2 separate regions of the Homo sapiens genome follow, and region 2 is linked to region 1. A link is a loop called in an ENCODE intact Hi-C map of the cell type or tissue named here. Cell type or tissue: heart right ventricle. All regions are shown on one strand. Each heading gives the region's core, and the rest is flanking DNA. Links, peaks and the distances in the headings are about the cores only.

Region 1 (16,271 bases), core at 3,408-11,407:
ATCCCTGCCCTTTGTTATCTGATGTCCAATGTCTTAAATACTGTTGTTGTTGTTGTTGTTGTTGTCGTTGTTGTTGTTGTTGTTGTTGTTTTGGGACAAAGTCTCTCTCTGTCGCCCAGGCTGGAGTGCAGTGGCGCAATCTCAGCTCACTGCAGCCTCCGTCTCCCGGGTTTAAGCAATTCTCCTGCCTCAGCCTCCCAAGTAGCTGGGACTGCAGGCAAAGTCACCATACATGGCTAATTTTTTGTATTTTTAATAGAGACGAGGTTTCACCAGGCTGGTCTCGAACTCCTGACCTCAAGTGATCTGCCCGCCTCAGCCTCCCAAAGTGCTGGGATTAGAGGTGTGAGCCACCATGCCCGGCCAAAACTGTTGTTTTATATATTTTATCTTGTTTGTTGTTGTTTCAGGGAAAAGAGTATACCCAGTTTCTGTTATGTCATCTTAATTGGAAGCAAAAGGCACTGCTTCTTTCTAAAAAGTTAAGCATAAAGTTTTATTAATAATCTCCATCCAATTATTTTATTATATGAAATTTATAGGAGTCTAATCCTGCACTTTCTTCTGTCTCCTAGTGCTTTGTAATTTATAACATGTTTTATAATTTTGGATTATAAACTCATCTGCAATGGGAACATAATCTGTGGGAACTCTGTGAGGTCTGGGCTTAGTGAACTTACCTCTAGATCACTTTTATATTTGCCTCTCTGAGGCTCCTCTCTTTCTATGTTATTTCTTATTTTTGGTATTCCAGGGCCATAAAAGTAATGTATGTTCAGACATCAAAACCACTTGAGAACAGGCCTTGGTTATTAATTATCATGGGAGTATTTTTTTTGCCTTGACCCAGAATTCAGGTCAAGTCACACAAGCTTCCGTGTTTCTCTGGGCTTAAAGGTGATCTTTTTTTGTTTGTTTGTTTCACCATGTATTAGTTAGGGTTCTCCAAAGAAGTAGAATCAGCATGAGAGAAAGAGATTGATTTATCCTGAGGAATTGGCTCATGCAATTATAGAGGCTCTGAAGTCTCACAAGTCTGCTCTCTGCAAGCTGGAGATCCAGGGAAACTTGGGGTGTAATTTGGTCCAAGTCTGAAAGCTTAAGAACCAGGGTAGCCAATGGTGTAAATCCCAGTCCAGAGGCTGGACAAGATGAGATGAGGTGTTCCAGCTCAAGAAGGCAGGCAGGAAGCAAAAGGGGAAATTTCCTCCTTCTTCCACCTCCTTCCTCCACCACAGATAACCCTTTTGTTCCATTGAGATTGAATGATTTCCACCCACATTGAAGTGGGCAATGTTCTCTACTGAGTCCATCCACTGAAATGTTAATCTCATCCAGAAACATTCTCACAGACACATCTAGAAATAATGTTTAATCTGGGCACCCCGTGGCTAGTCAATGTGACACATAAAATTTACCACCATGCACATTTTCACTGAGGATACAGCACTTTTAAGAGTCCCAAGCTGATGTGGAAGTTTCCACTCCCAGGCACAAGACTTTGTCTCCTGTACCTGCTTGGAGTTGCAACCCAGCCTCCCAAGGCTGCCATGTCCCTGCCAAGCACTAAATCCCCAGGGTGGATACAGCGTTAACTCGTATGCCTAGCTCTCTAGTTTTCTGGGGTTTTTTCTTCCCTTTTTAAAAATTATTATTATTAATTTTTTTAGATGGTCTCGCTGTGTCTCCCAGGTTGGAGTGCAGCGGCATGATCTCTGCTCACTGCAACCTCTGCCTTCCCCCGTTTCAAGCAATTCTCTTGCCTCAGCCTCCTGAGTAGCTGATATTACAGGCACATGCCATCACACCTGGCATTTTTGTAATTTTAGTAGAGATGGGGTTTTGCCATGTTGGCCAGGCTGGTCTCGAACTCCTGGCCTCAAGTGATCTCCCCACCTTGGCCTCCCAAAGTGCTGGGATTACAGATGTGAGCCACTGTACCTGGCCCTTTTTTTAAATTAATAACCTGTTTTTATTATACCAGTAACACCAACTCCTTGTAGGAGAACAGATGAGCCAAAAGAAGAAATAATTGTTAAAGTCTGTGTACATACTACCAGGGCAAGACTTTCTAAATAGTCAAAAACCAACAGATGTTGGCGAGGATGCGGAAAAAAGGGAACGCTCACACACTATTGGTGGGAATGCAAATCAGTACAACCTCTATGACAAACAGCATGGAGATTTCACAAAGAACGAAAAATAGAACTATCATTCTACCCAGCAATCCCACCACTGGGTATCCACCCAAAGGAAAAGAAATCGTTGTATCCAAAAGATACCTGCACTTGTATGCCTATCACAGCACAGTTCACAATAACAAAGACCTGGAATCAATCCAATGTCCATCCATGGGTGACTGGATAAAGAAAAGATGGTACATGATGGGATACCAGTCAGACATAAAAAAAGAATAAAATCATGTTTGATTTTATTTATTTATTTATTTGATTTTATGTATCCACATGGGTGGAACTGGAGGCCATTATTTTAAGTGCAAATAACTCAGAAACAGAAAGTCAAACACCACCCATTCCCACTTACAAGTGGGAGTTAAACAGTGTGTACACAGGATCATGGAGTGTGGAATAAGAGACACTGAAGACTTGAAAAGGTGGGAGGGTGGGAGGGGCTGAGGAATGAGAAATTACCTTTTGGGTACAATGTACACTATTTGGGTGATGGGCACACTAAAAGCCCAGACTGCCACTATATAATATATCCACGTGACAAAACTACACTTGTACCCCCTAAATCTACAAAAATAAAAAATCAAATACTTTTCTAAAAGAACATTTAAGGACACCTGGTTTAAGCAAGCACAATTTAGTGAACTATGTAGTTTCAGCATACTCCTGTTACTACAATTCTTGCTAATAGCAAATATATACATGATACCTAGAGTGAACAGTGCCTCTCTCCCTCTAAATGTTAGGTCATGAGAGCATTATCAAGGCTTCAAAAGGAAAACTTTCTCATACACTGTATTCTTTTTTGAGACAGAGTCTTGCTTTGTTGCCCAGGCTGGAGTGCAGTGATGCCATCTCGGCTCACTGCAGCCTCCGCGTCCCGGGTTCAAGTGATTCTTGTGCCTCAGCCTCACAAGTAACTGGGATTACGGGCATGCACCATGGCCGGCTAATTTTTATATTTTTGGTAGAGACGGGGTTTCACCATGCTGCCCAGGCTGGTCTCAAACTCGACCTCAAGTGATCCGCCCACTTTGGCCTCCCAAAGTTTTGGGATTACAGGTGTGAGTCACTGCAACTGGCTGGAAAAATTTCTCATACACTGTATTCTAAATGTCCTATTTTTCTATCGGCTCTTTTGCCTTAGAAATAGAGACACTCGTTGCATCTTCCTTTGACAACCTTTTTTGGAGGGTCCATGCTGCGCATTTGGCCTTGCCCTTTAAAGTCCAGCATTCCCAGATACTCAATATTAATGTCTCCAATTATAGCTTGTTTGTAAAGTCCATCGAGTTTTTTCAGTTCTTTATTATCTGCTTTTTTTTTTTTTTTTTTTTTTTTTTTTTTTTTTTTTTTGAGATGGAGTCTCGCTCTGTCCCCCAGGCTGGAGTGCAGTGGCACGATCTCGGCTCACTGCAACTTCTGCCTGCCGGGTTCAAGCGATTCGGCTGCCTCAGCCTCCCGTGTAGCTGGGATTACAGGCGCCCGCCACCACCTGCGGCTAATTTTTGCATTTTCAGTAGAGACGGGGTTTCGCCATGTTGGCCAAGCTCGAACTCCTGACCTCAGATGATCCACCCACCTCAGCCTCCCAAAGTGTTGGGATTACAGGCGTAAGCCACTGCGCCCGACCCCTCATCTGGTCTTGTTGGCAGCTTCCTCACGTCTTCTGCAGCCTTGTCGATCAGCCTGCAGTGCCATGGTGGTGGCGGCCGCACTGCTGCTTCTGTCCCGGCACTCCCTTCTTTCTTTCTGAGGGCTCAGCTACACACTTAAAAGAATGTTGGTTATTTTATCCAGAATTTCTTTATGATTATTTTGTCTTTCATATTTGGTCCCCCATATTGTCAGAAATGGAATGTTTCCAGTTACTTCTTTTTTGTTTTTTGTTTGTTTGTTTGTTTTGGAGAGAGGGTCTCGCTATGCTGCCCAGGCTGATCTGGAACTCCCGGGTCCAAGTGCTCCTTCTGCCTCAGTCTCCTGGAGTAGCTGGGACTATGGGCTTGCACCACTGTGCATGATTAAGATTACTTCTTAACCTATTATCATCAGACTTGCACCTCCACAGCTTTACAGATGCTGTTCTTCAAAAACCATTGGTAACTGGAGCAACTGCCAAATTCCATGGGTGCTGTTTCAGTTAGGATGAGCTCCAATCACAAGTGATGAAATACAAAAAATCAACCATAAAGATGCTTGATTTTTCTAACATAGGTGGTCCCAGGGTCAGTTTGGCAACTCACTTCTATTGAGAACTTATGTTTTTCTGTCCTTCCACTCTGCCATCCCCAGAATGTCAGTGAAGATTTTTCACCTCATCGTCACATGATGGCTGCCTCCCATGACTACATCAGAGGAGCAAAAGGTGGGCCAGGCACAGTGGCTGAGAGAGGTCTGTAAGGAAGAAGTCCTTTTTGCTTGCCACCTTTTGCTACTTTTTGCTACTTTGCTACTTTTTTTTTTTTTTTTTCATCTCATCACTTTCAAATAAACTCAGACACCTGGGTGACTTTTCTCTGCTTCAGATTTACAATAAGTCAAGTTAAAGATTTTTTTTTCTTGTTGCCTTTCTTCTCCCTACCATTGATACTAAGATCTGATGCTCACTCGAATAATCAAAGAAGTAAACAAATTGTGCAGAGTTTGTTTGTTTGTTTTTAGACAGAGTCTTGCTCTGTTGCCCAGGTTGGAGTGCAGCTGCACGATCTCAGCTCACTGCAACCTCTGCCTCCCGAGTTCAAGAGATTCTCCTGCCTCAGCCTCCTGAGTAGCTGGGATTACAGTTAGCCAAGATTGTGCCACTGCACTCCAGCCTGGGCAACAGAGCGAGACTCCGTCAAAACAAAACAAAACAAAAACACCACAATTCTTCTTTGCTCAAAAAGGCCCCCACCTGCAGAGTGCCAGCAAATCATACTATCTATCTACAAAGGAAAGCAGTCTGCACAATTTGTTTACTTGTTTGATTATTCGAGTGAGCATCAGTGCTTAGTATCAATAGTAGGGAGAAGAAAGAAAGGCAACAAGAAAAAAAAATCTTTAACTTGACTTACTGTAAATCTGAAGCAGAGAAAAGTCACCCAGGTGTCTGAGTTTATTTGAAAGTGATGAGATGCAGTTTCCTATATTGGGCAGAATAGGGGAGTGGGGCGGGAGGTAGAAGTGAAGTTCAGGTTTAGACAAATAGAGGATTCACATCTTTGCACACTTGAGTTTGTGTGACTCTGGAATTTTGCATCTGCCAGATCTGTTTATGATTCTGTTGCCTTTAACAGACGACAGGCACCTCAAGAACAGAGATGTGGCTTTATGCATTTCTTTAACATGTCTTCCCTCCCTTCCATCTTTCTCAGTGCCTAGTACGAGACCTGCAGCATGTTAGGTGCTCTACAAAAATATTTGTTTAATAAAAGATCGAGTGAATGAAAACATGAGCAAAGGAGGTTACTACAATGGGAAGAAACAAACTTAACCGATTTTTTTTTTTTTTGAGACAGAATCTTGCTCTGCAACCTCCACCTCTGGGTTCAAGCAATTCTCCTGCCTCAGCCTCTCAAGTAGCTGCGATTACAGGTGTGTGCCACCATGCCCAGCTAATTTTTTATATTTTTAGTAGAGATGGGGTTTCACCATGTTGGCCAGGCTGGTCTTAGAACTCCTGACCTCAGGTGATCCACTCACCTTGGCCTCCCAAAATGCTGGGATTACAGGTGTAAGCCACTGCACCCCGCCAAACCCAGCTGATTTTTCAGTCGATTTAACTGTATCCTCATTAAGGGAAGAAATGGAGAGATGTACATATGTATGAGAGAGAGAGACAGAGAGAGAGAGAGAGAGAGACAGAGAGAGAGAGAGACAGAGAGAGAGAGAGAGAGAGAGACAGAAGGGAAATATCTGCAGAGAGAACAGAGCTATGATCACTAAGTAGAACAGAGGCAGCCTAATCGCCTAATCAGATACCCAGTCGGGGCCCCACCTGACTCCTACTGCAGCTGGGGGGTGGAGGGACTAGAAGGTTCAGCTGGAGTGGTCTCCCCTTCTGCAGCTCCAGTCTCCCCACCTCCAACCCCCACTGCCACTGCCCCGTGAGGAGGCTTGGAAGCTGTGGGGAGGGGAGGCAGCCGAGTTGGGCTTCTAGAACGAGGCGGGATGGTGTGAGCTCAAACGCCCTGCAATTGCTGGAGCAACAGCGGCGACACTTGAGTTATTCACAAAGGCTGGAATTCAAATGAGGCTGGCACCGCTCCAAGTCGCAATAGCTTAGGAGGAGAGAGAAAGGCATATTAACTATTCATCAAGGTCTTCGCGTTGCATGGGCTCTGAGGGTTCTCCATCTGCGTCCCTCCCTCTGTCACTGACTGGGGGTAGGGGGCGGGGGGTCCCCCAGAAGCACTTTATCTGTCAGTCTGTGAGCGGGGGCTGGGGGTGGGGGACTGAAGTTAGGCAGATTTGTCTCATCACATGATGGGGGACCTGTATCATGTGATGGCTCCGGTGATGTTGGAGGCGGCATGTGACTCCCAGGGCTACGTGGGTTCAAAAACAATTTAATACAAAAACACAAGCAGGTTCCCCTCCTCTCCTTTGCCTTTGGTCTGGCTCTCCCCATCGCTGGGTTCAGTGCCTGACTGAATGGAAAACCCGTCGTCTTGCAGCCACTAACCTGTGAGCGCCGGGTACCTGGAGACCAGGCCCCTCTGCTGGGGGCCCCCAGGAGCGGTGCCCCATCATTTTGCAGCCCACTGACTCCCAGCCTGGTAAGTTACTGCACACTTTCAGCAATTATCTGCGAAGCTTTCCTCAACTGCCTCATTAGCATGCGCAGGGCACCCTCGCTGGGCCCGTTGGAAGGGAAGTGCCTGCCGGCTCTGGGGAGCTGCGGCTCTCGGGCCCTGCCAAACAGACGCAGCCTTCCTAAGGAGCAGCGCTGCGCTGGCTCTGCTGGGGTGGAAGGAGCTTCTCCTTCGCTGTCCTCCCTCTCCCTTCCCAGCCCATCTTATTCCGAGCCTCTCCTCTCTCTATCTTACTCCTCCTAACCTCTCTCACCTCTCACCTTCCCCCTTTCCACCCCCTGCCCTCAGATTTATTTATTTATTTATTTATGACAGAATCTCGCTCCGTCGCCCAGGCTGGAGTGCAGTGGCGCAATCTCGGCTCGCTGCAACCTCTGCCTTCCGGGTTCAAGCGATTCTCCTGTCTCAGCCTCCCGAATAGCTGGGATTAGAGGCGCCCACCGCCACACCCGTCTAATTTTTTTGTATTTTTAGTAGAGATGGGGTTTCACCATGTTGGCCAGGCTGGTTTCGAACTCCTGACCTCCGGTGATCTCCCCGCCTTGGCCTCCGAAAGAGCTGGGATTACAGGCATCAACCCCTGAGTCCAGCTGGATTTTCTTTTTTATTCACATACCTTTCTGTCTCCCACTGATTTTTCTTAGGAGTTCCTCTCATCCTCTAACCTCGCTTTTTAAAATTATTTTTCTGGATACCTAGATTTTTGTCCTTTCTGGCCAGAGCCTGAAAGAACAGCTTCTAAGGACTTGGTGATTGGAAATGTACCTTCTAAAAAAAATTCTTTTTTCACTAAGACAGTGTAGAATGCCCAGTTCCCGCTGTGTGTACGTGCGTGCACATATGTGTTAAAGGAGATGGATACATTGCTTGGGGCCATCAGAACTGTTTCCTGGGAGGTGGTTTCTTGGCTCCACACCCCAGCTCAGCAAGGGAATGATCAAGTGATAGGAGGCACAGTTACAGCAGTCAGGAGACAAGGCACTCGGACCCCAAACGTCTGACTCTCTGTGGGAGAAACCAGGGCTCAAAGCAGGAGCAAAAAATCTAGTGCTGGATGCGCTCGGGCATCGAGAGGCATCTCGTAGAGCTGGCTCCGAGTTTGAGGCCACACCTTTGCAGAATGAGGCAGCATGTGAGCGATTTAGTTCAATGTAATTGCAGTGGAGATGGACAGGGAGAGGACAGATTAGAATGATGTTTAAGGGATAGAAATAACAAGTCTTGCAGATATATTACATATATTAGTTGAACCATGGGGAAGCCAAATGTGAATTGTGAAATTATGGCAGTGGCTGGACACAGTGGCTCACACCTGTAATCCCAGCACTTTGGGAGGCTGAGGCAGGCAGATCACCTGAGGTCAGGAGTTCGAGACCAGCCTGGCCAACATAGAGAAAACCCCATCTCTACTAAAAATACAAACAGTAGCCAAGCATCGTGGTGCACATCTGTAATCCCAGCTACTCGAGAGGCTGAGGCACGAGAATCGCTTGAGCCCAGGAGGCAGAAGTTGCAGTGAGCCGAGATCATGCCACTTAACTCCAGCCTGGACAACAGATCAAGACTCCATCTCAATAAAATAAAATGAAATAAAATAAAGTAAAGTAAAATTAAATTAAATCATGGCAGTATCTGTAGCCCCAGAGAAAGGAGATGGTGGCTGTGTCAAAAGCTTTTGGTTCACTGTCATCTGAGCTATACCAACGTCTGTTCGGCAAGAAACTTTTAACAACGACAGAGCAGAATCCGCCGAGTGACTCGATGACAGGGTGCTATTTCTATCTCCATTTCCAAGATGGAGAAACTGAGGCAAGGAGCAGCTCATTAGGTCACTTGCTTAAGGGCACTCAGCTAATAAGTGATAGAGCTAGGATTTAAGCCCAAGCAGTTTTCTCCAGCGTCCACACAGTTAACCACCAGACAGCTTCGAAAGAAAGCTATCCAGGCTGGGCGCAGTGGCTCATATCTGTAATCCCAGCACTTTGTGGGGCCTAGGCGGCTGGATTGCTTGAACCCAGGAGTTCCAGACCAGCCTGGGCAACATGGCAAAACCTCATCTCTACAAAAAATACAAAAAAAAAAAAAAATTAGCTAGGTGTGGTGGCATGCACTTGTAGTTCCAGCTACTCAGGAGGAGGATAGCTTGAGCCCAGGAGGTCGAGGCTGCAGTGAGCCATGATTGCGCCACTGCACTCAGCCTGGGTGACAGAGTGAGACCCTGTCTCAAAGAGAAAAAAAATAGCTGTCCAACAGTTGCCATGTGACAGTTTGTGCAAGTTTGGGGCTACATTTGTGAACGAAACAGAGACACTCTATTCTCATGGGGTTTATAGTCCAGTGGGGAAGGCAGCTATTAAGTCATCACACAAGATGATATATTGTTTCAAAGTGGGGCATTTGCTAAGAAGGAAGGTAATAAGATATGATAAGAATATATAACTGAAGGCCGGGAGTGGTAGTTTACACCTGTAGTCCCAGCTACTCCAGAGACTGAGGCAGGAGAATTGCTTGGACCCAGGAAGGAGGCAGAGTTTGCAGTGAGCCGAGATCGCACCATTGCGCTCTAACCTGGGTGACAGAGTGAGACTCTGTCTCAAAAAAAAAAAAAAAAAAAAAAAAAGGAATCTATAACTGAAGACATACTTCAGTTGCGGGGGCATAAAAGTGGGGACAGAGTTGGTCAAAAGAGGCCTCTCTGATGATGCAATTTTTAAGTTGGGGTGTGAGAGAGGGGTAAGGGTCAACCAGGTGGCGTGTGTGAAGGCCTTGAGGAGGGCAAGGGCTCAAGAATGCTGGTGGACCAAACACATTGCATGTTTCAGACTGTGTTAGATGAGGCCATCCAGATTATGTGGAGCTCCAAAGCCCTGGCTAATGACTTGGATTTCATCCTGGGATCAATGAGCAACTATTAAAGCATTTTATTTTATTTTATTTTATTTTATTTTATTTTATTTTATTTTATTTTATTTTATTTTATTTTATTTTATTTTATTTTATTTTATTTTATTTACTTATTTATTTAGAGATAGAGTCTTGCTCTGTCGCCCAGGCTGGAGTGCAGTTGTTCGATCTCGGGTCACTGCAACCTCCGCCTCCCAGGTTCAAGCAATTCTCCCACCTCAGCCTCCTGAGTAGCTGGGATTACAAGTGTCTGCCACCATGCCCAGCTAATTTTCTTTTTTTTGTATTTTTAGTAGAAACGTGGTTTCGCCATGTTGGCCAGGCTAGTCTCAAAATCCTGACCTCAGGTGATCCGCCTGCCTTGGCTTCCCAAAGTGCTGGGACTACAGGCATGAACTACTGTGCCCAGCCTATTAAAGCATTTTAAGTAGGGAAGGAGCATACTTGGATTTGCAATACGAAAAAATGAACACAAGAGGTATATCAGTTTTTCTTGCATTACAGACCACCTCAAAGCTTAGTGGCTTCAAACAACCATCACTTATAACTCCTAACTCTGTGAGTTGGAAGTGGCAGCTGGGATCATCTGGGCACTGCTGCTGTCCTGGCCTGGGTTCATGGCCAGTATAGATAGTCTGCTGGCAGGTTGGTTCAGAGTTGGTTGTTCGTGGATGATCTCACCCAGGTGTCTGCTGATTGGCAGGGGCAATTGAAATTGACCAGGCCACGTGTCTCCCTAGCTAGAGGGCTAGCCCAGTCTTTCATATGACAGCTGGGTTCCAAACGCAGCAAGAGAAGGGAAGCCCCAGTACACAAGCATTGTTCAAGCATTTGCTTGCATCGTGTTTGCGAGGCCCCGTGGGCCTAGACAAGTTACGTAGTCAAGCCCAGAGTTAGAGGATGGAAAAAGATACCACTTGTTGGGTGGAGGTACAAAATATTGTGTCTCTTTTTCTCAGACTACTACATGAATTCAAAAGGCTAATAAGCTGGACACTGTCTCCCTCTAATATTGGGAGAAACTGAAAGCCAAGAGGAAATTTGAGGCCAATTTTGTGATTAGAGATACCCTCAGAACTATCATCTATCAGACTTTGCTTTTTGCTTGGAACAAGCACGGGTCTGTTTTGGATATGGATTAGAAGGTGGGTGTGGTGAAATAAGATCTCTTCTCACGGGATTTTTTTGGGAATGACTTGGAGTCTTTTGAGATTGTTCCCCGTAATGAAATTTGGGCCATATGGAACTCAATGCCTTCAGTGTTCTAGGCAAGGCAAGAGCACATGCAAAGGCCCCCAGGCAGGAAGCCTGGGGCTTATTTGGGAAACAGAAGGAAGGCAATTTAATTTAAAGTAATTGCAGTGGACCAGCACGGTGGCTTACGCCTGTAATCCCAGCACTTTGGGAGAACGAGGCAGGTGGATCAACTGAGGTCAGGAGTTCGCGACCAGCCTGGCTAACACAGTGAAACCTCGTCTCTACTAAAAATACAAAAATTAGCCAGGCATGGTGACCGGCACCTGTCAGCTACTCAGGAGGCTGAGGCAAGAGAATTGCTTGAACCCAGGAGGCGGAGGTTGCAGTGAGCTGAGATCTCCCCACTGCACTCCAGCCTGGGTGACAGAGTGAGACTCTGTCTCAAAAAAATAAATAAGTAATTTTTAAAATAAATTAATTGCAGGGGAGATGGAAAGGGAGTGGACAGATGAGAATAATGTGTAAGAGGTAGAAATAACAAGTCTTGCTGCTGGATCACATAGAGTAATTGAAGGAAAGGCACATATTAGAGAAGGCTCACAGGTTGATAATTCCATGTACTAAGATGGAAAGAAAGACTAGGAGAGGAGAAGAGTATTTTGTTGGGGGAGAGGGCAGGAAGATGTCAACCATTCCGTGCTGAGCCCAGTAGACTTGAGATCCCGTGAGACATCCAGAAAGATATACCCTAGACAGTGGGATATGCTCAAAGAGGTTTAGACTTCATATGTAAATTTGGAGACCAGCTGAGATCACTTAGAGAGTGTAAAGAGAGAAATCAAAGAGAAGTGAGACTAGAACTCCAGGCTGCCCACCATTTAGAAATCAGATAATGGAGGCATCCATGCAGGAGGTGGAAAGAGGAGGGAAATCGGAGTGTGGGCTCATGAAGCCAAGAGGGCAGAATATTTCAGGAAGGAGAAAGTGACCAACTGGGTTGAATGTTGCTGAGACGCTGAATAAAATCATCATCTTGGAGAGGGGGAATGAACATTCTAAAGTGAGCAGAGGGTTGCTGGGCAGAGTGCTTACTGAGAACCCAGAGCATGTGTTTCAAGTTGTAGCTGGGTGTACTGGCTCATGCCTGTAATCCCAGCTACTCAGGAAGCTGAGGTAAGAGGATCCCTTGAGGCCAGGAGTATGAGACAAGCCTGGGCAACATAAAAAGTAACCCACCCACCCACCCCCCAACACACATACCCCTACATGCTCTAAATTTTTTAATTTAATTAGCCAGGTATGGTAACACAAATGTAATCCCAGCACTTCAGGAGGCCAAGACAGGAGGATTACTTAAGGCCAGAAATTAGAAACAAGCCTGGGCAACGGAGCAAGACCCTATCTCTAAATTTACTTTTTAATTAGCCAGGCATAGTGGCACATGCCTGTAGTCCCAGCTACTCAGTAGACTGAGATGGGAGGATTACCTGAGCCCAGGAGTTCTAGATGAGTCTGGCCAACATGGTGAAACCTGTCTCTACTAAAAATACAAAAATTTGCCAGGCGTGGTGGTGGACACCTGTAATCCCAGCTACTCAGGAGGCTGAGGCACAAGAATCACTTGAACCCGGGAGGCAGAGGTTGCAGTGAGCTGAGGTTGCGCCACTGCACTCCAGCCTGGGAGACACAGCGAGATGCTGTCTCAAAAAAAAAAAAAAAAAAAGAAGAAGAAGAAGAAGAAAAGAAGATTGTTTAAAAGGTATTGTTGCTTAACTCCTAAATACATAAGGGAAGGTAGTTCTCTTTTGCTTATTAATTTTTTAGGAGAAAAAGGCATACAAATTTATTAATGTTCATAAACACAGAAGCCACGCAAAATATGAGATTCTGTTATTTCTATCTTGACAACAGTCAGAAAATATACTCTATATGTTTTTATTCTTTGATATTTGTTAAGAGACTCTTTTTGACCCAGCATATGGTCAGTGTGGGCAAAGCTTCCATATGCACTTGAAAATAATGTGTATGGCCAGATGCGGTGGTTCATGCCTGTAATCCCAGCACTTTGGGAGGCTGAGAGGCGGGTGGATCACCTGAGGTCAGGAGTTCGAGACCAGCCTGGTCAACATGGCGAAACCCCGTCTCTACTAAAAATGCAAAAAATTAGCTGGACATGGTAGTGCATGCTACTCAGGAGCCTGAGGCAGGAGAACCGCTTGAACCCTGATGGCAGAGGTTGCAGTGAGCCGAGATCATGCCATTGCACTCCAGCCTGGGCCACAGAGTGAGACTCCACCTCAAAAAAACAAAATGTGTATTCTGCAATTGTTGGGTATAAAATTTTATATATGTTAGGCCAAACTTGTTAATCATATTGTGCAAGTCTTCTGTAACCTTCTTGATCTTTTGTGTGTGCGCTTGTTTTCTCAGTAAGAGAGAGAAATGTGCCAAAATCTTTAACTGTAATTATAGATTTATCTATTAGTTTTTTTGAGCATCTTTTTTTTTTTTGGCAGGTTGTGGGGATGGAGTCCCACTCTGTTGCCCAGGCTGGAGTGCAGTGGTGCAATCATAGCTCACTCCAGCCTCCCACTCCTGGGCTCAGGTGATCCTCCCACATCAGCCTCCTGAGTAGCTGAGACTACAGGTGTATGTCACCACACTTGGCTAATTTTTAAAATATTTTTTGTAAAGACTGGGTCTCACTACGTTGCCCAGGCTGGTCTTGAACTCCTGGGCAATCCTCCCACCTCAACCTCCCAAAGTGCTGGGGTTACAGGCATGAGCCACCACCCCTGGCCAAGATAATTTAATAATCCTAATGCCTAGTGTGATTGTGTGATTAAGAATTATGCTTCTTTTATTGCTTCTTGGCCTTTTGACTCAGATCAAATATGAAGAAATATGCTTCTTTTATTAATTGTATTATTTATACAACAAACTTATATAGCACTTACCCTGTGTCAAGTATGTTATTACTAAAAGCTCATGTAATCCTCATAACAACCCCAGGAGGTAGGTATTGATATTATACCCATTGCAGAGATGAGGAAACTGAGGCATGGAGAGACTAAATAACTCACCCAGAGTCATGTGCCTTGTAAGTGGTCAAGCCAGGCTGTGTTATCTCTCCTCTGTTCTTCAGCTACGCCTGCTGAGAATGAAACAGTTCATATCCACGGATGAGGAGGGCATCCTATCCCCTGCACAGTTCTGGAGATGTGTAGAAGACATTTGATTTTATCTATGCCTCTTAATTTGAATTAATTTTTTTATTTTATTTTATTTATTTATTTTGAGACAGAGTCTCACTCTATCGCCCAGGCTGGAATGCAGTGGCATGATCTCAGCTCGTAACCTCTGCCTCCCAGGTCCAAGCGATTCTCGTGCCTCAGCCATCTTAGTAGCTGGAATTACAGGCGTGCGGCACCACACCCGGCTAATTTTTGTGTTTTTTTATTTGTTTATTTGTTTGTTTTGTAGAGATGGGGTTTCGCCATGTTGCCCAGACTGGGTCTTGAACTCTCAGCCTCAAGTGATCTGCCCGCATCAGCTTCCTAAAGTGCTGGGGTTACTGGCGTGAGCCACTGCGCCCAGCCCATGCTTTTTTCAAGGCTGTGACTGAGCCACCTTCTGTTAGGAGTAATTACAGAAAACATCAATTGAACACTTTGCATGTGCCAGCCACTGAGCTAGGTATTTTACCTAGTGGTATATCCTATTTTCTAAACAGTACCCTACTCCTGGTAGGCTCTCAGCAACTATTTGTCAAATAAATGTGGAATGACTTTAATCCCCATAGCTTTATGGTGTAAATATAATTATGATTCCCATTTTACCGGTGAAACAACTGAGGCCCCAAGTAGTTGACTTGCCTAGTGAATGATCTGTAGACAACAGCAGTGTGATTATATCACCCAGCAAGTACACAAGATGATCTATTAGGGTGAAGAAGGAAAACAATGGGACCTCTATTTATATGTATTCCTTATATCATTCCTTTTACTTTCCATTTCATGAATTTTTTTTTTTTTTTTTTTTTTTTTTGAGACAAGGTCTCACTCTGGCATCCCGGCTGGAGTACACTGGCGCAACCATGGCTCACTGCAGCAAGCCTCCCACCTCAGCCTCCTTGAGTAGCTGGAACCACAGGCACATGCCACCACACCTGGCTATTTTTTTTTTTTAAGTAGAGATGGGGTTTCACCATGTTAGCCAGGCTAGTCTCAAACTCCGGGCCTCAAGTGATCCACCCACCTCGGCCTCCCGAAGTGCTAGGATTACAGGTGTGAGCTACGGTTCCTGGCCAATGTTTTTGTAATATACTGAATAGTACAGTAGTTCATATATAAAAGCTATAAATAATAAGTAAATACACACATTTGCAGAGATACAGGCTTAAAATGCATACCACTGAAGTGAATTTTCGAAAGAATTTTAAAACCATTGCTCTAAACCACTACTCTGTACTTTTTCTTCAAAGAGAATGTAACAGATTGATTTATAGCTTTCTTAATTGCCATGAGAACTAAAGATACATTCTTGCTGCCTTGATTGGGCTGTTTTCTGAGTATCCATAGACAATATCCCCAGCATCGCTTGGAGTTAGTGAATTTAGAAAATTCACCTATTATCATCGTGGGTCTCACTCTCAGAGATTAAATTGGAGAAGGGAAAATAGAGAATGTATTCTCTTTGTGTCATGAATTTAAGTAGCTGCTATTATAGATGCAATAAGAATTAATTCTGTTCCCCTACTGCCTGAGAATAACATTTGAAGGTAAGAAATTGCCTGTTCATTGAGGCATAAGTCAATAAGTAGAGTCAACTAATGATAGAGCAGGGAACAATCAGATACAATGTAGTAAATTATGTTCTGTCATAGTGTAATTCTTAATAACTGAGCTGTCACTCTAGACATGTTCACATTTTTGTCTGGAGAATGGAAAGAAATAAAATTTTAGCTACATTACAGACAAGGTAAAAATCCTGGGATGTAGGTGGAAGGAAAAACTTCACAGAAAATACTCTTGCACTGGAAGATGAAGGGTGAGTGAAAGTTCATCAGGATGACAAGGAGAGGAACGTCAGAGAATGTCCCTGACACGGGGAACAAGACAGCCACGGGTACAGGGAGGAAAGGTCAGTTGTACAGGGTGTGTGTGTGAGAGACCGCAGGAGCAGATGT
Region 2 (16,271 bases), core at 3,505-11,504, 52 kb after region 1:
TATAGTGAGAAGTGATCGTGCCACTGCACTCTAGTCTAGGTGACACAACAAGATCCTGTCTCAAAAAAAAAATTTGAAAGGCGGGGGGGAACACTGATAGAAAAAAAGATTTTGTCAAAAAACATGAAATTCTGCTTTGTGGTTTTAAAGTATTTTCACTATAATCGCCATTTATTTTTATTATAGGCCTTAGATAAGGGGAACAGTCTTTTAAGAGTTATTCCTGGCCAAGCATGGTGGCTCATGCCTGTAATCCCAGCACTTTGGGAGGCCAAGGCGTGTGGATCACCTGAGGTCAGGAGTTCGAGACCATCCTGGCCAACATGGTGAAACCCCGTCTCTACTAAAAATACAAAAGTTAGCCAGGCGTGGTGGCACATGTCTGTAATCCCAGCTACTCGGGAGGCTGAAGTAGAAGAATTGCTTGAACCTGGGAGGCGGAGGTTGCGGTGAGCCAAGATCGTGCCACTGCACTCCAGCCTGGGCGACAAGAGTGAAATTCTGTCTCAAAAAAAAAAGAGTATTTCGGTAGAAATATAAGAATTGTTGACAAAACTAAAATTGAGCTAAAGATTAACAAACTATTCTCAGTCTGAACGAACAAAATACAAAAGAAACAGGATTTAAATAACAGAATTAATAAATGTTAGATAATAGATACATAGCAAGAAATATAGGCCTGGTGCCCTGGCTCACACCTGTAATCCCAACAGTTTGAGAGGCCAAGGCAGGAGGATCACTTGAGGCCAGGAGTTTGAGACCAGCCTGGGCAACCTACGGAGACCCTTGTCTTTACAAAAAATTTTTAAAAATTAGCCAGGCATGGTGGTGAGTGCCTGTGGTCCCAGCTACTCAGGAGGCTGAGGCAGGAGGATCACCTGAGCCTGGGAAATGGAGGCTGCAGTGAGCCATGCACTACCACTGCACTCTAGCCAGGGTGACAGAACAAGACCTTGTCTCAAAAAAAAAAAAAAAGAAAAGAAAAGAAAAGAAAAATGAGGCCGGGCGTGGTGGCTCAGGCCTGTAATCCCAGCACTTTGGGAGGCCAAGGCAGGTGGATCACCTGAGGTCAGGAGTTCGAAACCAGCCTGGCCAACATGGCAAAACCCCGTCTCTACTAAAAATACAAAAAAAAATTAGCTGGGCATGGTGGCGCATGCCTGTAATCCCAGCTACACAGGAGGCTGAGGAAGGAGAATCGCTTGAACCCGGGAGGCGGAGGTTGCAGTGAGCCAAGATCGTGCCACTGCACTCCAGCCTGGGCAACAGAGCGAGACTCCATCTCAAAAAAAAAAAAAAAGAGAGAGAGAGAGAAAAAGAAGTACATATGCTTTTCAAAAATACATAGAACATATATTTAAAATGATAATATATCAGGCCAAATAAAAACTTAAAAAAATTCCAAAGGCAGAAATTGCACAAGTCAAATTATCTGTTAAAAACAAACTATAAATAAATAACACCAGGTTAACAAAAAGGGCAAAATATTTAGAACTTTTAAAAATCATTTATAGAAATTATTTTGGGGGAAAGAGGAAATTAAAATGGCAGCTTCTGTTTATGTACAAAACAACAAAAGGAACCCTACCTTTCAAAACTGATAAGATGTAAACAACCCTGTAATCAGAGGCAAAATTGTTATGTTAAGTGTTTCTATTAAGAAAGAATTTTAAAAATAAAATGTTTCACATAAAAGAAGTATGAAAAAGAACAAAATGACCCAAAGTAGCAGGTAGACAGAATCAAACCTAATAAAAGCAGACATTACTGAAACAAATAATAGAAATAAATGTTAAATAAAACCATGACCTGGGTCTTTGATAAGATCAATAAAATAAAACTCTAGAGAGGCGGGGCATGGTGGCTTACACCTGTAATCCCAGCACTTTGGGAGGCCAAGGCAAAAGAATCACTTGACCCCAGAAGTTGGAGAACGGCCTGGGAGACATAGCAAGACGCTATCTTCTACAAAAAATACAAAAATTAGCCAGGCATGGTGGTGCATGACTGTGTTCCCAGCTACTTACTTGGGAGACTGAGGCAGAAGGATTGATTGAGCCTGGGAGGTCAAGGCTACAGTGAGCAATGGTCACACCACTGCACTACAGCCTGGGTAACAGAGTGAGACCCTATCTCAAAAAAAAAAAAAAAAAAAAAAAAACAAACAAACAAAGAAACAAACAAACAAAACCTCTAGAGAGACTTATCAAGGAAAATAGAGCACATATTTCAAAGTTTGGAAATAAAGGCCGGGCAGGCGGCTCATGCCTGTAATCCCAGCACTTTGGGAGGCCGAGGCGGGTGGATCACTTCAGGTCAGGAGTTCAAGACCAGCCTGGCCAACATGGTGAAACCCCGTTTCCATTAAAATACAAAAAGTAACCAGCCATGATGGCACGCACCTGTAATCCCAGCTATTTGGAAGGCTGAGGCAGGAGAATCGTTTGAACCCAGGAGGCAGAGGTTGCAGTGAGCTGAGATCGTGCCACTGCACTCCAGCTTGGGCGACAGAGCAAAGCTCCATCTCAAAAAAAAAAAAAAAATGGAAATAAAAAATGGAGTTTAGCCAAAAATGCAGTGGAGACTTAGAAAGCTGTAAGAGAATATTTTGTCAATTCTATGCTAATAACATTGCATTTTTGAGATAATTTTATGCCACTTTTTTTTTTAAGCCAAGTTATATGGTGAATGTTGCTTACTAGTAGATTTCCTAAAACAGCATTTCCTACATTCCTAAAATATGCTGGGTTTTCTTTGGTACTATCTTATTTAAGATAAGATATTCATAAGTGAGTTTTGTTATATAGTTGTTCTTTGTGACATGATTTTCAGGTTTTGATGTGGCTTTGACAAAAAGTATGAACATCTTTTATTTCTCCGTGCCTGGATACAATTTATATAGAAGCAGAATTGCTTATTTCTTGGCTATTTGGAAGACTTTATCTAAAACTCCTGTGGGTCTGGTGAATTTGGGGTGGGAAGCTGGTTAACATTTACAGTTTTGTTTCTGCTTGCTGTTTTATTTCAGAGTTCTAAAACTGTGGACAATTAGTTACATTTTTCTAGAAAATAATCTACTTCATTCAGATTTTCAAATTTCATTGCACAGTTTTGCAAGGTACAAAGCCATTTCATTTCCTCTTTGTTATGATATTTCCTCCACTCTGTTTCTTTGTGTTTGTTTGTTTGTTTTTGAGGCAGAGTCTCACTCACTCTGTCCCCTAGACTGGGGTGCAGTGGCACGGTCTTGGCTCACTGCAACCTCTGCCTTCCCAATTCGAGCAATTCTCCTGCCTCTACCTCCCAAGTAGCTGGGATTACAGGCATGTGCCACCATAACCAGCTAATTTTTGTATTTTTAGTAGAGACAGGGTTTCACCATGTTGGCCAGGCTGGTCTTGAACTCCTGACCTCAAGTGATCTACCTCGGCCTCCCAAAGTGCTGGGATTACAGGTATGAGCCACAGAGCCCCACCCACCCTGTTTCTAATGTTGTGTTTTTGAGCTTTCTTCCTCTTTTTTTCCTGATTAGTTGACTTTTCAATTATTTATTTTACTCTAACCAACTCACCCCAAAGAGTTTGCTCTTACATTAATTAATTCTATTTTTTTGTGTATTTTCTTTTCTTTTTCTTTTTTTTTGTTTTGAGTCAGGGTCTCACTCTGTCACTCAGGCTGGAGTGCAGTGCAGATCATTGCTCACTGCAACCTCTGCCTCCCTTACTCAAGCGATCCTCCCACCTCAGCCTCCCAAGTAGCTGGGACTATAGGCGTGCGCTACCACACCCGGCTAATTTTTGTATTTTTTGTAGAGTTGGAGTTTTGCCATGTTGCCCAGGCTGGTCTTGAACTCCTGAGCTCAAGCAATCCACCCGCCTCAGTCTCCCAAAGTGCTGGGATTACAGGCACTTTGCAGTAGGACCCATTGCACCCCACCATTATTTTATTTTCTAATTCGCCCATTTATTATTTTATTCCTTCTTATTTCTTAGAATAATTTGTTGTTTTTCTAACTTCTTTGAGTGAATACTAAACTCACTTACTTTCTTTGTCCTTCTCTACTTATGCCTTTGTTTAGGGCTCTGTTCTACTTAACAATCCAGTTTTAGTCATAGGACAGAGGTTTTGCTATGTATTAATTTCATTTTGTTATTCAAGATGTTGAGAAATTTGGGTTTAAATTTTTTCTTTGATCTGTCTGTCTCTGTGTCTCTCTCCTCGTGCCCTCAAAAAACGCTCCCTTTTACCAAGTGGTGGGTGGTAGAATTTTCCCCTTCCAATTTTGTTGGTCTTGCTCTGTTACCCAGACTGGCTGCAGTGGTACAAACATGGCTCACGGCAGCCTCTGTCCCCTGGGCTCAAGCAATCCTCCTCCTTCAGCCTCCCAAGTAGCTGGAACTACAGGTGTGCACCACTATGCCAGGATAATGTTTGTATTATTTGTAGAGACAGGGTCTTGCTATGTTGTCCAGGCTGGTCTCAAACTCCTGGGCTCAAGCAATCCTCCTGTCTTGGCCTCCCAAAATGCTGGGATTACAGGCATGAGCTATCACACCCAGCCCTATCTTTCTTGTACTGTGACTAGAAAGTGGTCTCTACTCTTTCTCCATTTTGAATTTTGTTAAGATTTTCTTCATGGCCTGATACATCATCTATTACCATGAAAATTCCATAGGCACATAAAAGATGTATCCTCTATTATTAGTGCATAGTATTCGACATAAACTACAAAGTCGGCCTTATTAAATATACATTGAGATCCTCTAAATTTTTATTTTTAATTTTTTTATCTACTGCAAGCTGGGAGAGGTGAGCTATAGTCATATGTTAGTCTTGGTGTCTGTTGGAAGCTGATGCTGTAATTATTTTGATGCCATTTTATTTTATTTTATTTTTTTAACTTTTTATTTCTGTAGGTTTTGGGGGGAACAGGTAGTGTTTGGTTACATGAGTAAGTTCTTTAGTGGTGATGCGTGAGATTTTGGTGCAGCCATCACCCAAGCAGTATACACTGAACCCAGTTTGTAGACCTTTATCCCTCACCCCCTTCCTACCCTGTCCCCCTGAGTCCCCAAAGTCCCTTGTGTCATTCTTATGCCTTTGCATCCTCATAGCTTAGCTCCCACTTATGAGTGAGAACATACGATGTTTGGTTTTCCATTCCTGAGTTACTTCACTTCGACTAATAGTCTCCAATCCCATTCAGGTTGCTGCGAATGCCATTAGTTCATTCCTTTTTATGGCTGAGTAGTATTCCATCATTCATATATATATATATCAGATTTTTAATCCACTCGTTGATTGATGGGCATTTGGGTTGATTCCACATTTTTGCAGTTGTGAATAGTGTGAATTGTGCTGCTATAAACATGCGTGTGCAAGTTTGATGCCATTTTCTGTTGTGTTCTCACATTGAAGCTTTAGCCTAACTCTTAGTGCCCTTTGTCATTATAAAATGCCCCCATTTGTCTAGGTTGCCTCCCTTAACCTTAGATTCAACATTGTCTGATATTAATATCATGAATTCAGCTTTCTTTTTCTTTTTTCTTTTTTTTTTCTTTTTTTTTTTTTTTTTTTTGAGACGGAGTCTCGCTCTGTCGCCCAGGCTGGAGTGTAGTGGAGCGATCTCGGCTCACTGCAAGCTCCGCCTCCCGGGTTCACGCCATTCTCCTGCCTCAGCCTCCCGAGTAGCTGGGACTACAGGTGCCCGCCACCACGCCAGGCTAATTTTTTGTATTTTTAGTAGAGACGGGGTTTCACCGTGTAAGCCAGGATGGTCTCGATCTCCTGACCTCGTGATCCACCCATCTCGGCCTCCCAAAGTGCTGGGATTACAGGCGTGAGCCACCACGCCCTGCCCAGCTTTCTTCTTCTTAACCTTTATCTGGTATGTCTTTAAGAAAAATTTTTTTTCAATAGCTTTAGGGGTACAGGTGGCTTTTTGTTATGTGGATGAATTATGTAGCGATGAATTCTGAGATTTTAGTGCGCCTGTCAAAGGAGGAGTGTACATTGTACCTAATGTTCAGTTTTTTACCCTTAGCCTCCCTCCCACCCTTCCCCTTCTGAGTCTCTCAAGTCCATAATATCACTGGGTAAGGTATGTCTTTGCTTATACTTTTAATTTCAGTTTTCCTAAGAAACTGTATGGCATATTTTTTTTGTTTTCAACCAAAGTCAGGTTTTGCCTTTTTGACCTCACCTAAAAGTCTTTCTCTTTAAATTGCTTTGTTTTGTTTTGTTTTGTTTTGGAGACAGAGTCTCACTCTGTCCCCGGTCTGGAGTGCAGTAGCGCCATTTTGGCTCACTGCAACCTCCGCCTCCCAGGTTCAAGCGATTCTTCTGCCTCAGCCTCCCGAGTAGCTGGAATTACAGGCACCTGCCACCACACCCAGCTAATTTTTGTACTGTTAGTAGAGACGGGGTTTCAACATGTTGGCCAGGATGGTCTCGATCTCTTCACATCGTCATCCGCCCGCCTCGGCCTCCCAAAGTGCTGGGATTACAGGCATGAGCCACCTCACCTGGCCTACATCCTTATTCTTTACAGCATAATATTCTGTAGTGTAAATGTGTCACACTTTACCATACTCTTATTGAGGGTGCAATTAACTCATTAATGGATCAAGTAATTAATGCCCAGTGTGGCAAGGAAACAGAGACACGATCATGTTTCTACAGTACTGGTAGAGTTTTTAACTGATACAGTCCCCAAAAGGTATAAGATATCAAAGATCTTAAAAACATATGTACTCTGTAGTCCTAGTTGCTTAGGAGGCTGAGGAAGGAGGACTCCTAGAGCCCAGGAATTCAGTGGTGCGGTGAGCTATGATTGCACCACTGCACTCCAACCTGGGCAATGGAGTGAGATACTGCCTCTAAAAACCAAGCAACCAACATACAAAAATCTGTGCTCTTTAATTCATGTATAGAAATTCCACGTATAAAAATTCCATGTATAGAAATTTATCTTAAGATAATTATATGGCTGGGCACGGTGGCTCATGCCTATAGTCTCAGCACCTTGGGAGGCTGAGGCAGGAGGATTACTGGAGTCCAGAAGTTCCAGAACAGCCTAAGCAACATGGTGAGACATCGTCTCTATTTAAAAAAATACAAAAAAACTCCCCGTCTCTATAAAAAGTACAAAAAGTTAGCCAGGCGTGGTGGCGCACACCTGTGATCCCAGCTACACAGGAGGCTGAGACTGTGGAATCACTTGAGCGTGGGAGGCTGAGGCTGCAGTGAGCCATGATCGTGCCGCTGTACTCCAGCCTGGGTGTCAGAGCAAGACCCTGCCTCAGAAAAAAACAAAAAAAAAAGGATAATTAGATAATTATAGAAGAGCCTAATGATTACTCTGCAAGAATCATTATGGGTGCCTTATTTGGAAGCGTAAAAATGTTGGAAATAACCCAAATATCCAGCATTAGGGGAAATGGTTGAGAAAATTACAAATCCATCCAGTGGAATCTACAGGGCCATTAGCAGTGCAAGCAGGTGGTGAAGGGACCTTCATCTTATTTGCAGAGAGGCCATGCATAGGCATGCTAGCAGGTGTATTTTTCATTGTACTTTCACTGACCTTACAATATGTGGAAATGGTTCTTCAATTCTGGCAATAGAATAACTCCTCGTCCTGGTTCTGGTGAAGGCATGACAGCTGTGGGCATGCATGTGTGTGCTGGTGTATATGCACACACACATACATGCTCAAACTCTTAAACAGGAGCTTCTGCAAACGTGTAATAAGCTGGAGAAAGTCATTTTCATCAGCATCACCTCCATGAAGAGCACTGGGTTTATTTGAAAGAAATTTCTTGATGAATTGCTTAGAAGAGGATATGAGATCACAAATGATCTCAGTGTGTTCAGAACTGCCTTGCAAGAGGCAAGCAGGGGCCTCTTTCAGTTTACTCCAGAGGAAGTGAGAAAACAGAAGAGGGAGTGGGAAGATGTGTCGGGGAGTCCCCAAGACACGCTCAGGTATGACGATTTGCTGCAAAGAATCGCAGAACTCAAAAAAGCTGTTGTATTCACAGTTACAGCTTAACACAGTGGAAGGATGCGGATTAAAAATCAGCAAAGGGGCCAGGCGCGGTGGCTCATGCCTGTAATCCCAGCACTTTGGGAGGTCGAGGCCGGCGGCCTTGTCACTTGAGCTCAGGAGTTCGAGACCAGCCTGGCCAACATGGCAAAACCCCGTCTCTACTAACATATAAGAATTAGCCAGGCATGGTGGTTGGCACCTGTAATCCCAGCTCCTTGGGAGGCTGAAGCAGAAGAATCACGTGAACCTGGGAGGTGGAGGTTGCAATGAGCCGAGATCCAGCCACCGCACTCCAACCTTGGTGACAGAGTGAGACTCCATCTCAAAAATAAATAAATAGATAAACAAAATCAGCAAAGGAAAAAGGTGCTCAGGGCAGAATCCAGGCAGGAGCTTGCAGCTGTACCCTCCTAGATAGTCATATGTGCAGTGCTTAAGTCTCCCAGCAATGATGTGTGACAACACACGCAAAACACTGCCAACCAGGGGAACTCACCTGAGCCTTAGTGTCCATGGCTTTTCTTGGGGATCAGTTACCCAGTGTCCAGCCCCTCCAGAGGTCAGGCTGATACAGCATGACCGCAGGCACCCACCATAAATCATGTTGTTAGCATCAACTACCCGGCATGGCCCAAGGCCCCAGATATACAGAAGCCCTCTTATCAGGCAGAATATTTTAAGCCGTTAGCAGTTATCCTGCAGGAACAGGTGAAGAGCCAGTCCTTCCTCTGAGATGTGCAGGGTTTAACCATCCCAAGCCTCTTGAGATAACCCTGTAGTGAACAGAAGAGAAGGGGAAATGAAGGTAAGGAGGCTGGGAGTGGTGGCTCATACCTGTAATCCCAGCACTTTGGGAGGTGGAAGCAGAGGCGGGTGGATCACCTGAGATCAGGAGTTTGAGACCAGCCTGGCCAACACGGCGAAACCCCATCTCTACTAAAAATACAAAAATTAGCTGAGCATGGTGGCGCTCACCTGTGATCCCAGCTATTCGGGAGGCTGAGGCAGGAGAATCGTTGCACCTTGGAGACGGAGATTGCAGTGAGCTGAGATCATGCCACTGCACTCCAGTGTGGGGGACAGAGTGTGACCCAAATAATAATAAAATTCCAAATAATAAATAAATAACAATATTTATTATGTATTATTAATTTAATAAATTCATATTATAAATTTATTAAATTTATAAATTTAATAAATATGAATATAATAAAAATAATATATTTTATTTTTAAATATAATAAATATAAATATAAATATAATAAAAATAAATATAATAATATATAATAAATATAATATATATATTTTTAAAATATAATATATTTTTAATAATATATTTTAATTTATTTAAATATTTTAAATATATTTATTTTAAAATATAATAAATATAAATATATATTATTAATAAATATATTTATTAATAATAAATTTATTATTTATTATTTATTATTTATGTCTCCAAATAATAAAATAAAAAATAAAGTAGGGAGAGATCAGAAGACTCTTGTGTATAGGGTGCCTTGCAGTAATCCCCAAATCACACACACACACACACACACACACACACACACACACACACACAAAACCTATAAGAAATCCCAGAAACCTTTCTGTAAATGAAGGTCGAGTTTTGCATCAGAGAAAACGTGTTTGATTGAGGCCAGGGTGGTGGAGAACGGAAGTGACGACAGACAGAAGCCAGCAGAAGTAAGGCACGAGGCTCCACAGAATCACGGGATGGTTGCAGCCAGATTCTAACATCAGAGGGGCAGGATTTGAAGTGGAGAGGCTGATCTGATGAGGAGGAAGGACAAACTAACTTATTTATTTATTTGTTTGTTTATTTATGTTAGAGACAAGGTCTCACTCTGTTGCCTAGCCTGGAGTGCAGTGGTTCGTGCAATCATAGCTCACTGCAGCCTTGAACTCCTGGGCTCAAGCCATCCTCCCACCTCAGCCTCTCGAGTAGCTGGGACTACAAGCTCATGTTTTTAAAACTGGCTAATTTTTTTTTAATTTTTCTTATAGACACGGGATCTTGCTATGTTGCCCAGGCTGGTCTTAAACTCCTGACCTCAAGCAGTCTTCCTGCCTTTGTCTCCTAAAGCGCTGGGATTACAGGCATGAGCCACCACATTCAGCCTGGAAAGAATTGGTAAATGGCCCCATCCCAGTTGAGTCAAAGACTCAGAGAATCAGGGCAGAGCATTAGGTTTTCATTGCCTTTTAACTCATTGGGTGAATCTAATGTGTAGCCAGGGTCAAGACCCACTGCTCCAAGGTGTTTTCTTCACAGTCATAACAATAGTCTTGTTCCATATTACCTTAAAATAGTTTCTCAACCTCAGCACTATTCACATTTTGGGTAGGATAATTCTTTGTTCTGAGAGGCTGTTTGGTAGATTGTAGGATGTTTCTTTGGCAGTATCCCTGGCCTTTACCCCACTATAGTCTAGTAGCACTCCCTTCCCAGTTATGACAATAAAAAATGTCTCCAGACATTGTCAATTGACCAGTCCTAGCTGGTCAAAATCTCCTCTGGTTGAGAACTACTGCCTTGCAAGAATTATTGAAGTTGTCACTTGTGGAAAATTTGCTTGCAGGGACAAATCTTTCCCTGCAACTCGTCTGTCTATGCTCTGCTAGCATATCAATCAAATCTTTGTGAGGTGTTGGTGGTGGTGCGGGGCAGCTGATTGAGGTTCCTTTTCAGTGGAAAGTTGTGAGTGGTTGTACTGAAGAAATGGTACATGCCAGCATAAATGGGAAACCTTCTGAGTGTTTGTGAGAAATGATGTTCAAGAGAATAAGTGTGCCAGGAGCGGTGGATCACGCCTGTAATCTCAGCACTTTGGGAGGCTGAGGTGGAAGGATGGCTTAAAGTCAGAAGTTTGAGACCAGCTGGGGCAGCATAGCAAGACCCCATCTCTACAAAATTTTAAAAATTAGATGGGCAGCCAGGAGCAGTGGCTCATGCCTGTAATCCCAGTACTTTGGGAGGCCAAGGCGGGTGGATCACGAGGTCAGGAGATTGAAACCATCCTGGCTAACACAGTGAAACCCCATCTCTACTAAAAATACAAAAGAAAAAATTAGCCAGGCGTGGTGGCAGGTGCCTGTAGTCCCAGCTACTTGGGAGGCTGAAGCAGGAGAATGGCATGAACCCGGGAGGCAGAGCTTGCAGTGAGTCGAGATCGCGCCACTGCACTCCAGCCTGGGAACAGAGCAAGACTCCGTCTCAAAAAAAAAAAAAAAAAAATTAGATGGGCATTGTGACACATGCCTGTGGTCCCAGCTACTCAGGAGGTTGAGGTGGAAAGATCACTTGAGCCCCAGAGGTCAAGGCTGCCAATGAGCTATTGGCACTGCACTCCAGCCCAGATGACAGAGCAAGACCCTGTCTTAGAGAAAAAAAAAAAAAAAAAAAAAAAAAAAAAATATATATATATATATATATACATATGGCAGGGGCAGGGGCAGTGGTGACAGCTGGAAAAAATCTCAACTCCAACATTTACTCACTGGCTTATCTTGGTTGTCTAGTTAGTTTTTACTAACCGAAGGCACTCCAAAACTTAATTGCTTAAAAAAACACCACTCTTGGCTGGGCATGGTGGCTCACACCTGTAATCCCAGCATTTTGGGAGGCTGAGGCGGGTGGATCATTTGGGATCAGGAGTTCGAGAGCAGCCTGGCCGATATGACGAAACACCATCTCTACTAAAAATACAAAAATTAGCAGGGCGCAGTGGCACGTGCCTGTAGCCCCAGCTACTCAGGAGGCTGAAACAGGAGAATTGCTTGAACCCAGGAGGTGGAAGTTACAGTGAGCCAAGATCATGCCACTGCACTCCAGCCTGGGTGACAGAGCAAGACTCCATCTCAAATAAATAAGTAAAAATAAAAAGAACACCACTCTTTACTGCTTATGAGTCCATTGGTCAGTGAGGGTGGTTTTTCTGGTCTCATCTGGACTTTTTGATGTATCTGTGATCAGCTGCTGGCTGGAGTGGTGGCTCTGCTGACCTTGGCTGGGCTCTGTCCCGTGCCTGGGCCTCAGCTAGGACAAATGGACTCCTCTCATCCTGCAGAAGACAGGCCTGGCCCCCTGCACATGGCAACAACAGGGATCCCAAAGTATTCCCAGGAAACTGACAAGGCCTCTTGAGGCCCAGACTCAGAACTGACCCATCATGCCATCTGCTGCACTATTGTGGTCCAAGTAGATCATAAGGCCAGTAGGCAGGAAAACGGATTTCTCTCTTAATAAGAGGAGCTGCAAAGTCACTTAGTAAAGTGACCACAATGTGACAGACAGGGAGGGGAGGAGAACTGTGGTCAATCTACCACATCTGGGAAAAGTACTGAACCTCATTAAGCCTCAGTTTTCTCATCTGTAGAATAGAAATAGTATTACCTACCCCCCAGTTGTTATGAAGATTCAATGACTAGCGCATAGTTAGTGCACTACTAATGATAGCTATTATTGTTGTCATATCGTTCCACTGTTTAATATATTTCAGTATGTTGGGCATGGTAGCTCACACCTGTAATCCCAGCACTTTGGGAGGCTGAGGCAGGAGGATGACTTGAGGCCAGGAGTTCAAGACCAGCCTGGGCAACATACCAAGAAAATTTTTTGAGTTAGCTGGGCGTGATGGCACATGCCCATAGTCCCAGGTACTCAGAAGGCTGAGGCAGCAGAATCTCTTGGGCCCAGAATTTTGAGGCTGCAGGGAGCTAGGATTGCACCACTGCACTCCAGTCATGGCAACAGAGCAAGACCCTGTGTCTTAAAACATTACATATATATAGGCTGGGTATGGTGGCTCACGCCTGTAATCCCAGCATTTTGGGAGGCTGAGGCTGGAGTATCACCTGAGGTCGGGAGTTCAAGACCAGCCTGACCAACATGGTGAAACCCCCTCTCTACTAAAAGTACAAAAATTAGCCAGGCGTGGTGGCGCATGCCTGTAATCCCAGCTACTTGAGAGGCTGAGGCAGGAGAATTGATTGAACCCAGGAGGTGGAGGTTGCGGTGAGCCAAGATTGTGCCAAGCCAAGATCATGCCATTGCACTCCAGTCTGGGCAACAAAAGCAAAACTCCATCTCAAAAAAAAAAGAAAAAGAAAAAAAGAAAAGAAAAGAAAAATAAATTACATATATATATGTATATGTATATTTCAGCGCTTGCACTTTACTCAGTGAATAAGTGCAATTTACAAAGCCTTCATGATCTGGGCCAGTCCCTCGGCTCTACCCGACTTCCCCCACTGGGCTTCAGTGCCTCTGAACTACTTAAGCAGTCTGAAACTGGCATCACGCTTGCCTCCATTTTTATCACCAAGGCCATGCTTTCCACCTGGCATTGGCCACCGGAACAATTAGACTCAGCAGAGATGCAGTCTGCTCTAGGGCCTACTTCTTACCCTGCCTTTCCCGCCCCCTCTGAGAAGAGGTAATTATTCACCCTTAATTAAGGCCAGCCATGACCTTAGATGGGAAAGAACATGGAACATTTGATGTCATTGAATTACTCAGTGAGAAAGTCATTCTTCCTTTGGTTGCTTTGCAGCACTTCTGATTAAAAAGGAAAAAGTTTCATTTTGTGCTAGTGTGCCTTTAACACCTCTCTGAGCCTTGCCAACCTCCCTTTGAACAGAGTGAGCCTGAGTCTCTGAAAGTTCAACAGGAAAAGGGTATTAGCTGGAATGCGACGACACAATTAGTCTCGTTGTTTTTATTTTTATGGGTTTTTTTTTTCATGGCAAGTGATGCTAATTTCACATTTTCCACAGTGCGATCCAGATTTCTTCAAACCACATTTATTTGACCAATGAAAGGGGGATCAATTTAAAGAGAAATAAAGCCTTAAATAAATAACAATGTGAGTGGTACTCAGGACTAAAATAGAGAGGGGAAACTTGAGGGATGAGTTTGGGAAAATCCTGAAATAGATCATCTGTACAATCTCTTCTAATAAAAATCCTGGCGGGGCATTCACACTTATAATCCCAGCAGTTTGGGAGACTGAGTTGGGTGGACTGCTTCAGCCCAGGAATTCGAGACCAGCCTGAGCAACATAGTCTCTACAAAAAATTTAAATATTAGCTGAGTGTGGCAGCGTGCCCCTGTAGTCCCAGCTACTCAGGAGGCTGAGGTGGGAGGATCACTTGAGCCCAGGAGGCAGAGGCTGCAGTGAGCTCAGATTGCAACACTGCACTCCAGCCTGGGCAACAAGCAAGACTCTGTCTCAAAAAAAAAAAAATCCTATAGCTCCCATAGGATTCCCTGGTTGTTTGTTGAGTCATGCCTTTGTTGGACACTAGATTCACAGTCTATGAGGGCAGTGACTGTGTCTGGGCAGTGACTGTGTCTTCTCAGCCTTTGCTCCCAGCTCCTTACAAAAGTGCTGGCAAATTCAAGCACTCCAGTACCATTCGTGGGAGAGGACTGAGTCGCCAGTGATTCATCATCCTGTCCTCAGCTGAATTGTGTAATCCCCATGGTGCTGGCAGGAGGAGGAATAACAGTACTTGTTTTAGTAGTAAGAGTAGTAATAGTAATAGTAGCACCAACAGTAATAGAAGTAGTTGTTATAGTAATAATAGCAACCATTTACTGGGTTCATTATATGAGCCAAGTATTAGGCTTAATGCTATATGCATCCACTCATTTTGTTCTCGTTATGACCCTATGAGGCAGCTACTTTTTTTTTTTTTTTTTTTTTTTTTTTAGACAGAGTCTCACTCTGTCACCCAGGCTGGAGTGCAATGGCGTGATCTTGGCTCACTGCAACCTCTACCTCCCAGGCTCAAGCAATTCCCATGCCTTAGCCTCCCTAGTAGCTGAGACTACAGGTGCATGCCACCATGCCCAGCTAATTTTTGTATTTTAAGAAGGGACGGGGTTTCACCGTGTTGCCCAGGCTGGTCTTGAACTCCTGAGCTCAAGCAATCCACCCACCTCGGCCTCCCAAAGTGCTGGGATTACAGGCGTGAGCCACCACACCCAGCCAGCTGTTCTTATTATCTCCATTTTACAGATGAGGACATTGAGGCTTAATGTGGGAAAATAGTTTGCCCAAAGCCACTTAGCTGGGAAGTGGCAGAGCTGGGAGTCTAAGGTCAGTCTCACTCCCAGGTTGGTGCCCTTCAGGACTGCAGAAACAACCCTTCCCGCAAGGGTCTCCCAGATGCAATGCGTTGCACCTTTCTGGAGGCTACGGGGCTGCTGTTTCAGCAATTCATGTATAATTTAAGGGAATTTGGAAGCAGTCTGGATATTTAAATGATGTCTTAGTAATGTAAAAATCTGCTTCTCTTCAATCTGTATTCTTTTCAAATTCAGTAGACTATCTGAGAACTCTCCTGTCTGTACTCCCTCTCCAAATACCTGCTTGGCCCCACCTGTGCCCTGCCCAGCCTCCGATCTCTCTCATTTCACTGAAGAAATGAGATTCGGATGGAAAAATACTGGTACAAGCTTGACCGAGCTTCTCTAACAGACACTGTGCATCACGCATCAGCTGCTGCTGTTGCTATGGTGACAGCCACAATTTCTCCCAGACAGCTTGGGTCTGAAGGGAGGGTGGACCCTTGGGGAACAAGTGGATCTCTCCAACCTGTCAGTCCCTCTCACCTTGCCCGTTTCTCTCACCTCCCCCACTCCCGCCAGCCCCCACACTTCCTTACATGATGCTGACAGGGGGTACCAGCACCCCCAGGCCATCGTAATTAGCATCTGGCCGTGATCCCAGTCTCCTGGCAGCACATTCCTCATCTTCCTCGCCAGCCAATCTCCTTTCCCCAGCAACCCTCCGACAGCACTGCAGCAGCTGCCGCACCGACAGCCTCCGCGCCAAGGTCACCCACCACCAGCACCAGCAATGACGAAGCACCCGCCTGCTCCCTGGGTGGACATGACACCGTTAATGCCTCACTGTGTCTAAACCATTTGGGGTCAGAAAATTGTGATTCTAAAAAAAAGAGAGGTTGTCCTTAGGAAGATGGGTGAGGCTAAACTCCAGTTGCTGGAGGGGCTAAGAGATTCATACGGCTTAAGTTTCATCGCTTAAGGTCTCCAGGAGAGAGGGAACTGAGCAGGAGGGGCATAAGACATTCCAGAAGGGTGAGGAAAGAATGAGACAAGTTTGCGCATTGACGCGGCTTGGACTCTGGGGTGCTGAAGATGCTGGTGGTGATGAGGTGGAGGATGCTG

What was found. Peaks named below come from ENCODE experiments on the same cell type or tissue, not always from the same donor. Only the 100,000 strongest peaks of a DNase experiment are listed, where the experiment ranks them.
Region 2: it touches region 1 in a loop (3-fold over the local background); 5 of 110 quality-filtered maps call a loop at or near these places.

Annotation. Positions count from the first base shown.
Region 1 is chr16:24,603,539-24,619,809 of GRCh38, forward strand. It overlaps the pseudogene LOC107984829 and a transcript of TNRC6A not described here. Among named protein-coding and RNA genes, the nearest start is that of LINC01567, 59 kb to the right of the region's middle. In heart right ventricle, for the core only: no CTCF peak of the experiment used is centred there; a DNase peak (open chromatin) is centred at 6,433; H3K4me3 peaks cover 1,191 bases; H3K27me3 peaks cover 2,798 bases.
Region 2 is chr16:24,655,182-24,671,452 of GRCh38, forward strand. It overlaps LINC01567 (long intergenic non-protein coding RNA 1567), which reads right to left and starts at 15,881. Exons shown (of 3, transcript NR_122072.1): 1 at 15,746-15,881; 2 at 9,657-9,844; 3 at 6,241-8,823. It also overlaps a transcript of TNRC6A not described here. RefSeq lists an enhancer at 7,623-7,852. In heart right ventricle, for the core only: no CTCF peak of the experiment used is centred there; no DNase peak of the experiment used is centred there.